Linked DNA regions of Mus musculus: all the other regions are linked to region 3. The links are chromatin loops, found by intact Hi-C in ENCODE. Cell type or tissue: heart. All regions are shown on one strand. Links, peaks and the distances in the headings refer to the core of each region. The heading gives the core; the rest is flanking DNA.

Region 1 (5,812 bases), core at 2,078-4,577, 78 kb after region 3:
CCCCCCAAACACCTGCCAGTTCCTGCCTCTCACCTCCCAAGAAGACCACTCCTCTCCACATGCTGCTCTGGCCACCTCTCCTTTTCCACCATTGCTGCACCACTGTATCTATCACCTACAAAGAAATGTGTGCACTCTCTCTGCCCAGTGCCACACCCTGGATCAACCCTAACATAGGGAACTGCTTCCTGGAAATGCTCAACTCTCCCCTAATTATCCTGGCTGCACACTTGAATTCCTTTTTACCTCTAAATAAAGGCCTGCTTTTTGTTAAAGTTCTATTCTTGAGTTGTTTCTCACATAACACAGATGACCTTGAACCCCTGATCTTTCTGCCCTATCCTCCCAAGTGCTGAGATTACAGGGGTATAGAACCCCACCTGGCTGCTAAAATTTTAACTATTCATTGCCTATTTGAATTTCTTTAAAATATCTTCTTATACTAACACATCTGTTTGTATGTGTTGGAGTGTGTTCATGTACCATGGTGCATGTGTTAAGATCACAGGAAAACTTGTCAAAGCCTGTTGTCCCTCAGATTTAGTGATTGAACCATTCAATGGCCTGAGTTCCAGTCTTAGTCCAGGGGCTTTTGGTTGTTATTTTTGTTTTGTTTTTTGAGACAGGATTTCCCTGTGTAGTCCTGGCTGTCCTGGAAGTCATTCTGTAGGTCAGACTGGCTTCAAACTCAGAGATCCACCTGCCTCTGCCTCCCAAGTGCTGGGACTGAAAGTGCCGACTACTGCTGCCCAGCAAATTCTCTTCTCTTAATTATTTTTAGACTTTTAAAAAATTATTTTATGTCTCAGTGTTTTGCCTATACATGCAAGCCTGGTCCTCATAGAAGTTAGAAAAGAGCATTGGGTCTCCTGGAACTAGAGTTATAACTGGTTATGAACTACCATGTGGCTGTTAAGAAGTGAACCTGGGTCCTCTGCTAGAGAAACAAGTGCTCTCCAGTTCCCAGGAGACATCTCTGATGTGTAGTTATAAGGAGGTATACACTTTGTGGTTTAGGCCATGCTACAAAGAAGCCAGTTATTCTCACAGATGGAAACAAGTGTATCAAAGATGAAAGAAGCCTGTGTCCTAACTTTAAACCTGATATGATCAAAAATTTGCTCTTAGGCCAGGCAGTGGTGTCACATGCCTTTAATCCCAGAACTCGGGAGGCGGAGGCAGGCAGATTTCTGAGTTCGAGGCCAGCCTGGTCTACAAAGTGAGTTTCAGGACAGCCAGGGCTACACAGAGAAACCCTGTCTCCAAAAAAAAAAAAAAAACAAAAACAAAAACAAAAACAAAACAAAAATAAAATTAAAAAAAAAAAGAAGAGAAGAGAAAAGAAAAGCTCTAGGGCCTGGGGAGGTGGCTCAGTGGTTCAGAGCATTTGTCGATTTTGTAGTGGACCTGGGTTGAATTCCCAAAATGCACAGGGTGAGTCACAGCAATTGATAACTTTAGTTTCAGGGGATCCAATGACCTCTTCTGACATCTGAGGGCACTGAGCACAAATTGGCACACATATATACACACAGGCAAAACATTCACACATAAAATAAAATGGACGAATCGAATCTAAAACAACGTCCCAGGTCTCACAGACATGCAGACCTGAGTTTAACTATAAAAAACCTCAGAAACTATATAAACCCAGGCAAGCTATCAGAGGTCTTTAATCACAGACTTATCCTACGATAAGCCCCCCCAGAAACTTGGCTGATGCAGGGATAACCTGGTATATGCAGGCATGAACACCAAAGAGCCCCTATTTCAAACAAGGCGGAAGGTAGAGACTGACACAGACGTTGTTCTCTGGCATGTGTGTGTCCACACTCACACAGATGAATCCCCACATACACGTGTATGCACACAAATAAACAGGGTCAGAATTTAGCTTAGTGTTAGCGAGTACTTGCCTAGAAAAGCACAATGACCCGGCTTCGGTTCTCAATTCCAGGGGGAGCATGAGAAAGAAAAAAAAAAAGATTAAAATGTAATGAAAAAATTAAAAACCAAGAAAAATTTTGTTTTGTTTTAAAACAAATAAAGATATTAAAATCTTAACATAAAGATATGCTCCCCTACCCCGCCCCCAAGCCAGGTGGTGCAACACTGAGGAGCAGAGGCAGGCAGAACTCTGAGTTCATTAGAGTCTTGAAAAAACCAAACCAAACCAACCAGACCAAAAAAAAAGTGCCCCTATCCCTGGCTTTTCTTGCACATTCGCTTTTTTATTGTAGGCAAATACACCAGACAGTCCAGCTGACTGGATCTGAGAATAACCCTTGCAAATGGAATTCAGCATCCTTTACAGGGGCAAAATGCTATAAAAATCTTTGGTTGTTTCCAGAAGTCCTTGAGTTCTTCAGGACTTAGGACAGAAGAAAGAAAAGGCAATGCAGATGTGCTTAGCTGTAATAGAAAAATATAAGGAATTGGATAAGTGAAGAGATAAAAATAAAACCAATACGTGGAAACAGGCAAGGGGACCCCAAAGTTATCAGTGAGAATGGAGGAAGAACCACAGGGTGGAGGGAGGAGGGGAGAAAGAGATGGTGTGCCATGGTGTGTGTGTGTGTGTGTGTGTGTGTGTGTGAGAGAGAGAGAGAGAGAGAGAGAGAGAGAGAGAAACTAAGACAGACAAAGACAGAATGGGGGCAGGAAGAGAGACTAAGTTTCAGGAATAGGCAGAGTGAAGAGAGGTGCCTGGGTGGGGGAATCCCAGAAGAGGCCATTTTCAAAAATTCCAGTGGAAATTCCAACAGCCACGCTACAAACACACACAGACCGTGTAATGCACTGTGGCATGTATTCTGTCGAGGCTAGAGGGAATTCTTCCGACCAGAGCAGAGAGATTGTACGTTTCACAGATCTCAATTGCTCGGTAGAGACTTAGACTCGCGAGGAACCCAGACGTTCGTGTCCTTTGCGGCTCCAGACCTTTGGGTTATTGTTCTTCCTTCTTTGCCCCGCTGAGTAGGATCGCGTGGGGGCTGCCTGTGCTTCGCTTGTGAGTCTGAAGAGGCTCTGCGTGCGTGGTCCGTGCCCCTTTTGCTGTGCCCTTTCAGACACTCTAGCTCTGCAGCTCGAGCCCCGCCTGCCCACGCCCCCTGCAACCCGCCCTCCCTTCTGCCCACACCCCCTGTAGCCCGCCCTACTTCTGACTACGCCCCCTGCAGCCCACGTCCCTCCTACCCACGACCCCTGCAGCCCGCGCTCCTCCTACCGACGACTTCTGCAGCCCGCTCCCCCCCACCCCCCGCCCCAATCCCGGCCCAGGTCCTCTATAGCCAGCGCCCCCTGAAGCTCTCACCTCTCCTGCCCACGTCCCCTGTAGCCGCACCCCTCCTGTCCACCACCCCCCCTTCAGCTGGAGCCCCTTGCCCGCTTGAGAGGAGCAGAGCTTGCTACTCCGTGACTTCCCTGGGCTCTTGAGCTGCAGGAGGGACCCTGTGACGCATCCTCCTGGCATTAGAACACATCACCTTCTATTTATAGCCACTCCTCCGACCGCAAACCTTTTGGCTTCCTCATCGTGCATGAAAATTCTCATCAAGAACCAAAGATTCCAACCTTCAGCAGCTAGGAATCCTATGCTACCCGTTCTTCTAGTTCCAAGTAGAAACGCTGCAGGTCTAATGGTTTCTCTGGCGCAGGGAATCCCTAATCTTCTAAAGCTTTAAACTTTCGCGACTTTATTTTTGCATACGTTCAAAACATTTCTAGTGAATTTGATCGGTCTCTTGCAAGTTCATGAAATATTCTCTAAGAATTTAATCAAGCCAAGCAAGCACTAAACTGGCTGAATTTTGGGGAAAGATGTTTCTAGGTGGTTTTCTGAATCTGCTAAAATCTAACAGTTCTAAATGTAACATATATTTGGAAGAAGGGACACTGTTATATATTTCAAACAAACGGAAAGATTTTACTTTTATTTTTAATTGTGGCTTTTAGATACTGATTTTATACTTTTATATGTTCATTATTCATGTAATTATACGTGGTTATAACTAATTCTTACCTAGTCACATTGAAGTTTGCAGTAACTGGGACCGAATTTTTAAGGCTGTAATTTATTTCTCATAATTCTGCTGTTTCCCCCATCAATCTAAAGAGGAAGCCTGACCATTGACTTGGCTTCTACTCAGTTTCACTTTCTCAACAGCAGGAATTCCAGAGTAGATGGCCCTTTAGATTTAAGAAAGAGGGCTGGATAAACATACCTAGTTATGGATTTATTTTTAAAAAGCCTAGCAAACCACAGCTTAATCCGTACAAAGGTAGATCTGTGACCTCAAAACACAAGCAGAAAAGTGTACAATGAGCCGTTCTTGCTAACACATAGGCTATGAAAGTCTTGCAGCTATGGAGCAGTTTCACTGTGGACAGTACCATTTAAGGACTTTAAAAAGACCACCACAACAACTGTTACATGCATTATAAAACAACCTTTTAATGACATGACCTTGTTAGGGACAATCTGGTAATATCTATCACATTTTAGAATGTGCATATGGAGGGACAGTTAAGAGCACTGGTTGCTCTTGCAGAGGACCCTAGTTCAGTTTTCAGCACCCTACATGGCGGCCCACAACCATCTATAACTCCAGTTCAACCTGATACTCTCTTCTGGTTTCCCCAGGTACTGGGCATGCATGCAGTGAACACACACACACACACACACACACACACACACACACAAACGCATACACATGAAAAAAAAATTAAGTTTTTTAAAAAGTACATATTCACGGAGCAGCAATTCCACTACAGATTTCCTAAGCAGAGCACATGTGAAATCATATCTGTTGCAATGCTTACCCTAGGAACCGACTAGAAGCAATACAAATGTTCTATACCACGGCACATCCAAATTAGGATTTGTTTTGTAGGCCTGAAGAGTAAAACCACTCCTTTAGTACTGACATGGAAGTGACTCCAAAATACAGCAGTAAGAAAAGTACAAAAACTGCTTGATGCAGACACATCTGTGGTTTCAGGTAATCCAGAGGCAGAGGCAAGAGGAACACTAGAGCCCAGTGATTCCAGTCTAGCTTGGTCAACACATTAAACTCTGGGGGGAAAGAGAGAGAGAGAGGAAGAGAGAGGGAGAGAAGGAGAAGGGGGGAGAGAAAGAGAGAAAGAGAGAGAGGGAGAGAGGGAGAGAGAGAAAGAGAGAGAGAGGGAGGGAGAGAGAGAGAGAAAGAGAAAGAAAGAGAAAGAGAAAGAAAGAAAGGAAGAAAGAAAGAAAGAAAGAAAGAAAGAAAGAAAGAAAGAAAGAAAGAAAGAAAGAGAGAGAGAGAAAGAGAGGAGATTTGTTGGATGTTTGTGTTTGGTTGGTTGGTTTGATTTTTTTTAAGACAGGTTTTCTCTGTGTAGCTTTGGCTATCCTGTAATTTGCTCTGTAGCCCAGGCTGGCCTCAGCTCTTACAAATGCTGGGGCTAAAGCACCACCACCACCCCCAGCATTGTTTGTTGTTGTCATTTTGTTTTTTGTTTTTTTTTCTTTTTTTAAAAAAAGATTTATTTATTTTATGTATATGAGTACATATACATAGCTGTACTGATGCTTGTGAGCCACCATGTGATTGCAGGGAATGAAGGTTGCTCGCTCTGGTCGCCCCCGCTGGCTCCGACCTAAAGATTGATTTATTATATCTAAGTACACTGTAGCTGTCCTCAGACACTCCAAAAGAGGGCATCAGATCTTATTCTGGATGGTTGTGAGCCACCATGTGGTTGCTGGGATTTGAACTGAGGACCTTCGGAAGAGCACTCAGTACTCTTAACCGCTGAGCCATCTCTCCAGCCC
Region 2 (5,812 bases), core at 2,078-4,577, 180 kb after region 3:
AAACTCATTCACATCTGCAATACTACCATTGTCTCTCTGCAAACAACTGGAGCTTTGCAGGTCTCCTAATTGATCGAAGCTTTTCTTTTTTACCTTTCAAACCCTTCATTAACCGACTGAGAAGAAGCCACTAAACCACACTTTTTTTTTTCCTTCTAAGGAGTTTTACTTCAAATAGTGAAGGGAAAGGGGTCCTGACTCTAGGACTCAGTCCTGTGATTACAGTGGGCTTGGTAAACCTGGTGGCCACATGAAAGGCCCTCACTGCAGAGCCACCTTCTAGCCCTTTGCTCTCCTCTGCCTAACTGCTTATCACTTCAGCCCATGCTGCTCCTGAGCGTGGAGTAGACTGCTGGAGCACCCCACCCTGTGTTGAGAAGCATTGCCCAAGATAGACTCTGAGAATCCCAAAGTCCCAAGGTCGTCTCTGTACCAGAGCAGGTCTTGCATACAGTTGTAGCCGCACGAGTGACATGCTCAGGTGGTAGCTGTTTGACACAAGCCCTTCAGATTCCCCTTATGCTTAAACATGCCTTTGTCTGTGGGTCTTTGCTTTCCTAGAAATCTCTCTAACAAAATGTGGGTACTATGGCTTCAGCAGATTTGTTTACTGTCTCTTCTGGTGAGAGAAGCTTTTTTGAAGTTGTGTGTGGCCCTCTTCCTCAGTGCTGGGCAAGCTAGGAAGGCACTACTGCTAAGCCCCAGGCAAACAATTAGGTGATTTTTGTGATGCCGGAGATGGAACCTGGGTCTTGCATAAGCTTGAAATACTAATTTAAAAAAATTATTTTACTGTGACCAGAAATATAAAATAAAGTGTATTTCACCTGGGAGTGATTGTTAGCTATGTGGCAATAGTTGATTTACAAATCCAAAATGAGGTTTCCTCTCTGCTACTTGTTAAAGCAGCAAGAGGCGGGTGGGACAAGAGACTTAGGGATGGCTAGCTGGATGGGCTTGAAAGCTTTCCACAAGATCCTGAGAGTGGAAGTAGAACTAGTAAGTATTTTCTTTAGAAATAAATAATTACTACACTTAATATGGCACTCTAATTATTTTTATTGTATTTAGCTAAATGGCTTTGCCTAAATTTCAGTAAGTTACGAATATTCAAGGTCCTTGGGGGAAATTTAAAATCTCAAAATAGCCTAGAAAAATGGCTACTATATTTACAAAGTATTCACTACCCTTTAGTTGATATTTTCTACCCTCCCCAAGACTCCCTCCCTGCCCCTTATTTTTTAAGACAGGGTCTCTCTGTGTTGAGCAGTCATGGCTGTCTCCTTTTGTAGACCAGGCTGGCCTCAAACTCACAGAGATCCTCCTGCCTATGCCTCCAGAGTGCTGGGATTAATGGTGTGCACCACCACCACCCAGCTTAGTTAGTATTTTCATTATTTTTTTTCAAATGAGTGAACTATTCAAGTATAGGATACAAAATTTAAATTGACTTTATAAAACCTTACCAGCCTAGTTCTTTCATTTTTGAGTGATTTTGTTATTTTATGTATATGGGTGTTTGGCTCTGTTCATTCATACCACTTGTGCCCCTGGTACCCAAAGAGACCAGAAGATGACATTAGATCCCCAGGAACTGGAGTCACAGATGGTTGTGAGCCACTATATGGATGCTGAGAATCAAACTCAGATCCTTTGGAAGAGCAACCAGTGTTCTTAACCACAGAGCCATCTCTCTAGCCCCTGTCTACCTAATTTATAAAGGCAATTACAATAAATATTCTGAATATGTAGGTTACTTATATGGGCCTCAGATTCACCATCTATTCTTCCATTCTCCTAGCTTAATGTTTTAACTCTTAAGAAACACTCCCATAAAATATCTCTTGAAGTTGTATCCTTAGGTTCTATTCTTCAGTTTAATTTATAGATAAACTAGTTAGCTAACATGGAAAGCCACCTTTAACTAAATGTTTGAACTAAAGTGGAGTTTGATTTTTCACTGAATTGGCCTTAAAGTTACTGTGTTGGTATGGCTGTGTTATTTACCTGGTCACCTTTTTAAGCGAAAGAAAAACTCACACATGCTTTTTGACAAATCCTTTGGTTTCTACTTAAGTCTTTTATTTTCCCTTGACATTGTTTATTAAGGATCACTTATGTGAGGGAAAAACAAGGTATCTTTGGGGAAAAGATGCTACAAGAGGATTGAAACTAGAATCCCATCTAAGCAATTATAAATACAGGAGAAAAAATATTTTCATTATGCCCGGGAATGGGGAGGTGCAAAGCTGGATGAGGTTCCCTGGCAGGAAATCCTCTGGGGAAAGTCAAAGCTGAAGATTCCTTAATGCTAATGAGACTTTAGACTCAGGATGCTGAAGATGTACCCTGGACACCAAATGATTATAAAGCAGCATCATAATGCAGATAATTATAATATATATGTTTCTAATTACTGGCTTTCAAACGGAAAAAAAGGCAACTAGTTCATGTGTTAGAAGCATTATTACTGACCAGGCATCATATAACCTGAGCTAGTAATCTGACCAGAGAGAATCCCAACTGTCTCAAAGTAACTTGCTTCAGTATATCCCTGAGGTTAAAACTGTGTTACATTTTACAATTAAATGGCTTCTCCTCCGTGTTCCTGATGAAGGATTTCCTCCAATAATTGCCTGAAGTATTGTTCAGTGTGGAAGTAATTTACTGTTATTAAGATGCAATAGGATTATTGAAAGTGACTATACTAGTAAACTTTTTGGTTGTAAATGTGGAAGGTTGGCTGTGTGGTTAGAAGTCAATCTCAGAATCCCACTGGAGATCTGGATCTGAACTGTTGCCTCCTCTGAGTCCACATTTCATGACTTGGATTTGTGCTTGGTTTTGTGTCTCTCTTCAGTAATCCTCCAGAGATCCTAACCATGGTGTTACTTATATACAAGCAATAAAAGGTTGTACCATAACATTATATAATTTAGTTGGAGCTTGGTAAGGCTTCTAGCATTCAGCATTGCCATGTGAACACCTGAATAGAAGATGGAATTTGGAAATGTAAATGCTTTGAGAACTCTGTAGGTAGGAACTGACATGGAGTTGGAAGATGCCTTGCTGCTCTGTGGCGCCCCCTTGTGGTAGATGTGGTGCTGCCGATGTTTATAGGATTCCAATTTGCATTGGGCATGCTTGTTTACATAAAACACTCATTCATCTGTGTAAACATGCTTATAGAGTTAGTGTAATTCTCATGTAAGAAATTTGCTGTGCCTATTTCATTTGGTTTTTACGTGTACAGAATTTTTTTGTTTGTTTTTGGTCTTTTTTTTTTTTAATATATAGTGATGTATTGTTTAACTTTTATGGAAAATTCCAGACAGACTCAGAAGTCAAAGTGCAGTGCTCATTACCCAGCTCTAAAGGAACCAACATTCTGTTGATTTTGTTTTATCTACATGACCATTCTGGTGTGTTTTCTAGCCAAATTGAGGCCTCAAATCATGTTGTATCTGTGAAACTGTAAGTTTAGACATTGCTTTAAGCCAGAATTCTGGGGTGAAATAGAGGACTTGTTAGCAGTTCCATCGTCAGCCTTAGAAGATGGCTGGTATCCTCAATTCATTGGGGTTGCAACCTAAAATTTCCAGGGGACAGAAAGCCAGCAAGTGGCTATTAGAAACACATCCCACTGCTGACAGGCTTTAAAAGCCATTTTTGCTTTTCAGATTTTTGCAATTAAGACATACTTTATTCTTCCTTATCTCTCTTTTCGTCATTCTAAAGAAACATTCACTTCTAAAAGTTGACTCTTGTTTACTCAGTGTAATTGGTTGTCGCCTGTTAAAATTCCATTTGTTTTCACGTGAAACGATTATGTTTGATAAGCCAGCGTTAGAAATTGTATCCAATTTAGCTGATAGTGAAAATCCTAAGAGGAATGATAAAATTTGTTGATTGTAGACATTAGAAAACAACCCCACATGGTAAAGTTGTGTCATAAGCACAGAGCCTGGTATCCTGGCCGATGGTATGGTGGCCCTCTGGAGGGGCAGAGAGTTTGCAGCTGGCTGGGTGGGCAGGGTTGGCCCGAGGGCCTGACTGAGTGGAGCCACGGTGGGTGTCAGGTTACAGCAGGCAGAGTGAGCGCGGGGACTGCCTGATCTGGAGAGTGGCTTTGTAATTACTGTGCTGATTTGTTAGGGAGGCTTTGTCTTACTTACCAATTAGCATGGATGTTACTGCAGAGACCTCTGAAACCCTGGGTAGGCTTTAGTTTAAAAATAAGACCTTCCAGATCCCGACGGCCTCACGGTCTGTCACTAGCATGGGTGGAAAGGGGTGGGGTGCTGTTGTCTTTCCCTGTTTGTAAGTGGCAGAGCTTCTCGCCCTGTCGGACTGTTGCTCCCCTGGGCCAGGGACTGCCACTGGTGTCTGAAGATTGCCTGATGCCACCCCCCACCCCCACCCCCAACCCCTGCCCCCATCATGTACCTTCCTGCCTGGCGACAGCCCAGGACAGGGAGGCTGCTCTGTTTCTTGTAGCTTCCCTTAGGATTGTGCCAGCATCCCTGACCACCACTTCCTTAGCAGTTCAGTCTTTCTGGTCTCTTTCTTGTGCCTTGAGGGGAAGTTGGGCTTTAAAAGCTTAGCCATGAGCAGGTTTCTTAGTGTGCTGTGTTCTTCTGGGTGTGGTGTGTTACGTGTGGAAAGCTATCTAAGCCAGTATGGTTTCCCATTAACGCAAGATGGGGTTTTTCCTCACTGCCATACTGCAGGGAAGGCCAGGCTAGTGTTCTGTCGAGGACAGAAGCTCACTTCAAAAGCAGGATAAGGAACAGAGAAAATTCCATTTCAGAAATTGTTTCTGCACAATTTCTCTCCAGCCCCACTTTAGCCACTGTTGACAAAGTGCAACTGGGGTTGCCCCTGGGAGGGGTCTCACTCTCACTAATAAAAGAATGTGAGAATGAGTTCAGCTAGAGTTAAAAGAAAACCCCCAGGGTGGGGTCATTGACAGCTACCCACAGGAGGGGAAAGGAGAGAAGGGACAACGCCTCTCCTCGGGAGAGCAAGGAGCCACGAGGCAGGGAGGAAGGCTTTAGGAAGAATGAGGAAGCCCAGGTATCAGACAAGAGCATCCTTAGCTTCTGACCAGCATCTGAGAGAGAGGGAGGGAGAGGGAGAGAAGAGGAAGAGTGTCTTTGTGACTTAGGCCTCAGAAATGGCAGCAGACCCAGTGATCTCGTGGTGGCCAGGACGGACTAGGCTGAGGGCAGGAATGACAAAGAAGAGTACAGTATCTCATTAAGAGAAATAGAGTCTTCTACCTATCTTTTTGGCTGTTTGAGACAGGCTCTCACCATGTAGTTAACCCTGGCCAGCTAGGAACTCCCTATGTAGACCAGGCTGGCCTTGAACTCATAGAGATCTGCCTGCCCAGTGCTAGGATTAAAGGTGTGAGCTGACTTTCCTAGAGGTGGTCCGAGGACTAGGTGATTGGCTAGGCACAACTGGGATAATAGGTCTCTATTCAGCTGGAGGTTATATTCACTTGCCAGAAGGAATTTTCCCTTATTGGGCTTTTACTGCCCCTCCCGGTCTGTCTCTGAGACTGAATTCTACCACACAGTTGATTGAGTTAGGAACATGCTTTCCCCTGCTACTCACTCAAGGGAAACTGTTACAAGTCAAGAGCCTAGGCCTCTGGCAGCACCAGATGCAGATGAGAAATCTCGGGTGTTCTCTTGGGAGCCTTCTCTTCCCTCTTGGCTCCTTTTTTCTTCAAAAGTAGTACATTGGGGTGGGTATGGATGGAGAGATGGCTCAGAGGTTAAGAACATTGGCTACTCTCCCAGAG
Region 3 (5,812 bases), core at 1,638-4,137:
TAGACTTCACCAGTTGACCTAAAATGCTCCAAAATTCAAACTTTTCCCCAACAGTTTTAACTACTCTGAGACAGGAGGATCACTTGAGCTCAGGAGTTCAAGGCCAGCCTTGGCAGCAGAGCAAAAACAAAATCTCTTTCATAAGTTTCAGAATTGAGAGCATCTTGAAATTTTAATCTGTTCAGCATTTGTTAACATGAACCCCAAGTCACTAAAGATTTTATTGAGGGGCTGGTGAGATGGCTCAGTGGGTAAGAGCACCCGACTGCTCTTCCGAAGGTTCAGAGTTCAAATCCCAGCAACCACATGGTGGCTCACAACCATCCGTAAGGAGATCTGACACCCTCTTCTGGAGTGTCTGAAGACAGCTACAGTGTACTTACATATAATAAATAAATCTTTTTTAAAAAAAAGATTTTATTGAGCCCTGGGGTGGGGGTGGGGGTGGGGGTGTTCTTACTGTGATAAAACTCCATGGCCAAAAGCAACATGAGGAGGAAAGGGTTTAGTTCACCTTACGGCGAATCCATCACCAAGGGAAGCCAAGCAGGAACCTGAAGCAGAAACTGGAACAGAAGCCATGGAGAAATGTTCCTTACCCACTTGCTCTCCATGGCTTGCTCAGCCTGCTGTCTTATACCAACCACGCAGGGCTATTTATCCAGGGGTGGAAGCACAATGGGCTGGGCCTTCCCCATCAATCACTAATTAAGAAAATGCACTGTAGACCTGCCTACAAGCCAATCTGATGGAGGCATGTTCTCAATGAGAGTTCCTCTTCCCGAATGACTCTAGCTTGTGTCAAGCTGACATAAGACTAGCCAGCACAGATACCTCCATGCCAAGCTCTGGGTTAAATATTAGAGCTAGTAGGTTTAAAATTAAACCAGGGTGCAGGCCCAGGAAGTGGAGTCTGGGTAGACATTAAAGTCTCAGAAGTGCCTAAGTCTTCCCCACAAAGGACAGAGGGAACTGAGAGGTGAGTGTCTGTGAAAGGACCCTGTGAGTGACATACATGGGGATGGGGGAGGGGGGTTTCCTCCACAGCGATGTCCCGGGGTATGAGTTCTGATGCCCTTCTAAACACAGGCTAATGGGGCTTGTGTTCTGCATGTGGCTCCGTGGCCACTCCTATTTACAGACAAAAACCAGAAGCCGAGAAGCCACCTCTCATGCCCAGACGCCACAGGAAGAAGAGCCAGCAGCTCTCCTCAGGCCTGTCTGACTTCAGTCACAGAGAGCCTGTGACAGCAAACTGGTCCCAGTTCCAGACAAGCAGGCTTCCACGAGGGACCAGGAAAGCACTGTCGAGGCCACTTCCCTGGTGCCTCCACTAGTCATATAAATGCCAACGGGCACCAGGGCTGTAGGCAATGGGGTCTGCCAGTGCTGGCAGCAATGGCTGTGTTGGTGGCCTCAAGTCACAGGAGGGAGCCAGCCACCATTTTGTGAGCATAAGGCTGAACTGGACACTAAATGGCTGCAGTCCTCCTGTCCTTTTGGTGTGAACCTTAGCCTTTAATGGCTGAACCATCTCTTTAGACTGCAGCTGCTGTCTTCCATAGCTCCTTTGTAGCAGGAGTTGAAGTGTCTTTGCTCAATCCCATGTCTGACTTGGCCTTGTGACTTAACCTCCCTGAATATGTAAGCATGTCTCAGTTCCAAGCCCGGGGTTCAAGAAGTCTTGTAGCTAGCTTTTGCACTTACATCTTTGGCAATGGAAAGAAGCCTGAGAGAGACCCAGGCTGTTGAATGGGGCACATGTGATCCAGTCACGGTTTCACCTTAGGTGACAGCCAAGCACCAGCCGTGTCCTGCCAGTTCACCACGTGACACATCAGCAAGCTGTAGCAGAGGCAGGCTGGAAGGCTCACCAGCTGGCCCGCAGACTCTGGAGCAAATAAATGTTTATTGTTTGAAGCTACAGTTTAAGCCAAGGGGCGGTGGCCTGATTGTGTGGCAATACAAAACTGATACAGCAGGAAAGCACACGAAAGAGAAGGAAGGTGTGAAGTTGGAGGTATTCCCACCAGGCATAAATGGAATAAAGAGGGACTCAGAGGGAAGGCAAGGAGAGCCTGCCTGAGTTCAGTGTGGAGTGGCCAGAGAAGAGAAATTCCAGATAGAGAGGAGGCTGAGAGCAATGAGCACCTGTTAACAGGGGAAGAGGGGCCTCAGCTAGCGGGGTGGCTGCATCCTGCCAGACTGAAGTACAAAAAAGAACTGAGAGAGCCCCCTACGGATCCCCTGGGGTCCTGAGTGCCATAGGAGAGGTCCAGACATGCCAGTGGGCAACTGCAGGCTCTGGACTGGGATGGGCATGTTAATAGTCTACATTTTAGTGACTGCGCGTGAGAAAGGCAGAGAAATGTGTAGGGGCCACAAGGGACAAGCACACTCAAAACCAGCAAGAAAATAGAAGGTGGCCAGAAGGTGGGGACCTTTAAATTGCACTGGTATTGTAAGTACAACGATGGTTAAACATGACTGTTAAATGTCACCATCCCAGAGCACAAGCATGGAGTCCAGGCTACTCCAGAGGATGCGGACGAAGGATTGCTTGAGAACACGATTTCAAGACCCCTAGGCAACATAGCAAGACTACCTGCATTTAAAAATAAACAAACAAACAAACAAACAAACAAACAAATAAATAACATCAAACTGTAGGTAACGGGTGGCACTGTGTCGGGAAGATTTCAGGGATTCATTGAAAATGGAAGGAGGAGCCCTGAAGGATGGCCCAACACTTAGGAGGCAGAAGCAGGTAGATCTCTGAGTTTGGGGCCATTTGGTGTTCTAGGACAGCCAGAGCTAAACACAGAAAGCCTGTCTTTATGAAGACCCCTTTCCTTTGTCCTTGGCGTTTCTCAGAACTTACTGGACACTTTCACTCCCTTCCCCAAGCTGTTGCAGTTTCTCCAAAAGCTTCAGGTTCCCCTGGCTCTGGCGCACAGCTCTCAGGCGTGCAGGGATTGCAAGGCCACGCTCTGCCTCCAGAGGGCGCTGCGCCGCCGCCTGGGGGAGCGACTGACCAGGGATATTGCAAGTGTGTTTGTATGTGTTCTTTAAATACGGCGCCTGCATCCCGGGCCCCTTCCCGATTACGTTTCTTATCCTGCTCGCATCTGTCTAGTGGAGAATTTAGCCGAGCCTGAGATGAGGCTAACTTCAGCGCAGGTGGGACGAGCAGGGTTTATGCAACAATGCAGAGCGGTTCCAGAACGCCCCCGGCTAGGGTGTCCCAGACCGAGTAGTACCAACAACCATAGGGAGGACCCTGTGGGGATCGCGACCCCAGAGCCTCACGGCTCGAAAGTCATAGAGACCTCAAGACCCAATGGCCTCTGGAAGCTCTCTGGAGATACCTTGGGAGTTTCCAATTGATAACTTGTTTCAGTTCTTAAAATAAAAACAAAGCCGGGCGTGGTGACGCTTGCCTTTAAACTCCGGAGGCAGAAGCAGGTAGATCGCGGAGTTTCAGGCCAGCCTGGTCTACGCAGCGAATTCCAACACAGCCAGGGCTACACAGAGAACCCCTGTCTCAGGTGCTCAGGCATGGGGACTGGAGGTTGGGGGTACGACCCCAAACCTAAGTAGCCCAGGGAGATGTCTCAGTCACTATTCCCCAGCAGGAAGCTGCGACACTTGGAGCCTTTGGGATTGGCAGAGTTAAAATCATATAACCCAGGATGCCGTGGACTCTTTTTTTTTTTTTCCAACCCCGACGACGATGGAATTTGGAATTGGGTAGAGGGGGCTGGGAAGGCAAGAAGCTGTGATCGGGATGCATCCTTAGGGTGGGGGTCTGGAGAAGTCGGTGTTCGGTCACTGGGTGAATAATAAAAGATGCAGCCCTGCCTGTGAGCAGTTTGTGTGATGTGTTCCGGAAAGATCTAAGTGTGGCAGAGGGTGAGAGCTGAGAGTTAGCAGGCTAACCCGTGTGTAAGAGTGCCTTCTGCGCGTTCAGCAATCCCTTAATTACCTAGGGAGACCTTCCGAAACAGGAACTCAATATTGGTCCCTAAAAGGTTGGGTAATGGGTTTTCCTTACTTCTGAAATCCAAGGGGATCAATCACTGATTCCCCATGGTTCCCAGACTCTTCTGGATGTCTTTGTCTTCTAAAAATCCTAGGCTCCCACGAGAAAGCACTTAGTTAAGGATGCAGAGATGCTGTGTACCCCTCAACCTATTAATCATCCTGAAACCTTTGCTAGGAATTTCCTGCTCCTTGATCCGACCTCCTCAGCAGCGCGGCTAACTCAGACCTGGGGAGGAATGCTTAGAATTGCTCTCGCCTGTCCATCTTCTATTTACCCCGCCCAGTCTTCTGTTCACAGCCAACCCCTGGGAAGCAGGGAACTCTCTGGCTTCCCTCTCCGGTCCTGCAGTAGCCATCCTGAGATGGCACCATCTTCACAAATTGGGTTTCTGTGTTCCTTCTCCAGTGAGTGCTTATATCAAATTCAGTGCGTGCTCAGAGTGCACCAGGCCGTCTGATTGCAGCCGGCCAACACCCACCTTTTTTATCGGATGGAGCTCAGAACCTCATACAGGCTAGGAAGGCACTCTACCAGTGTGCTACAGTCCAAGCCTAGTATTTAAAAAACGTTTGTGTATGTCAGCAGTTCTCAACCTGTGTGCCGTGACCTCTTTAAGGGTCGAATATCAGATACCCCACATATCAGAAATTTACGTTACAGTTCATAACAGCAGCAAACTTAGAGTTATTGTATGGTTGGGGGTCACCACAACATGAGGGACTGTATTAAAGGTTGAAGCACGGGGGAGATTGAGAACCACTGGTGTGTGTACATATATATTTAAATGTGTGGGTATGTGGTGTCTGTGTGTTCGTGTGGGTACACATGCATGTGTGTAAGTACCTGAGGAGACCAGATCAGTGTCCTCCTCCATCACTGTCCACTGGAGACACGGCTCCTGTGAGTATCACTATGAATTGTCAACTTGACAGAACTTGGATGGAATCACCTGGCATACCTTAGAGGGTGTCTTGATTGACATGGAAGATTTTGTGGTTCCCTGGGCTTGGGTCCTGGACTACATAAACAGGAGGGAGCTATCTAATCCTGAATATCCATTCCTCTCTTTTTGCTGACTGCAAAGCAATGGGCTCAGCTCCCTGAAGTTCCTGCTGCTCCCCAACCATGATGTAAATTAATGTCACTTTTGTCAGAGCATCAAGGCAAGTAAGGAATGCAGTCTCTCAGTAAACATAATGGTTCAGCTAGGCCTGCTGACCAGAGGGCTCTGTCTTCCTGCCACCACCCCCAGGGGGTGACAGATGTCCTGTAACAATTTTACATCAGTGCTCCAAATTCAGGTCCTTATACATGCTTGGCAGGCTCTTTCCCAAGTGAGGCATCTCCCCTATTGCAGTATTTTATATCTTAATAGGAAGAGCAGAGTAGATCCAAAGTTAAACCGTTTTATATATTGGTGAATATATGGAGAAATTAAAGTAGGCTGTATATAATGACCCGTGCCTGAAATCCCAGAGCTCAAAGGCTGAGGCAGGAGGAAAATCCTGGAGAATGAGGACGGGCCTGGGAAAGGTGGGGAGGTGGAAGGGATAAGGGAAAAGGGCTAACCCACACTAACACTATAGGGCTGAGGTGCAGTGCTGGTCTGGAAGATGCCTCCTGGAGAGGGGCACTTGAGACCTTACCAGCAAGAAGAGGGCCACCCTCAAGATGTGTAGACAAATGCTCCAACAGAGGAAACAGTCAGGACATGAGACCTGGGGTGGAAGCTACCAGAGAGGAAAAGGCACCAGGGACCTAGGAACA

What was found. Hi-C counts contacts between places; a loop is a spot of excess contacts. Peaks named below come from ENCODE experiments on the same cell type or tissue, not always from the same donor. Only the 100,000 strongest peaks of a DNase experiment are listed, where the experiment ranks them.
Region 1: it touches region 3 in a loop (2.5-fold over the local background); 18 of 42 quality-filtered maps call a loop at or near these places.
Region 2: a loop joins it to region 3, with 6 times the contacts of the local background. A loop is called at or near these places in 32 of 42 quality-filtered maps.

The regions. Positions count from the first base shown.
Region 1 is chr11:20,529,281-20,535,092 of GRCm38, forward strand. No RefSeq gene overlaps it. Among named protein-coding and RNA genes, the nearest start is that of Gm32142, 54 kb to the left of the region's middle. In heart, for the core only: no CTCF peak of the experiment used is centred there; DNase peaks (open chromatin) are centred at 3,181 and 3,421; H3K4me3 peaks cover 1,547 bases; H3K27ac peaks cover 1,541 bases.
Region 2 is chr11:20,635,950-20,641,761 of GRCm38, forward strand. All of the region lies in intron 1 of Sertad2 (SERTA domain containing 2), which reads left to right. Among named protein-coding and RNA genes, the nearest start is that of Sertad2, 6.9 kb to the left of the region's middle. In heart, for the core only: a CTCF peak has its summit at 3,088 (motif pointing left); DNase peaks (open chromatin) are centred at 3,092 and 4,082; H3K4me3 peaks cover 1,012 bases; H3K27ac peaks cover 630 bases.
Region 3 is chr11:20,452,176-20,457,987 of GRCm38, forward strand. Gm39606 (a long non-coding RNA gene) reads left to right here and starts at 901. Exons shown (of 2, transcript XR_872284.2): 1 at 901-979; 2 at 1,142-3,860. In heart, for the core only: a CTCF peak has its summit at 3,000 (motif pointing right); a DNase peak (open chromatin) is centred at 3,136; H3K4me3 peaks cover 1,304 bases; H3K27ac peaks cover 1,118 bases; H3K27me3 peaks cover 804 bases.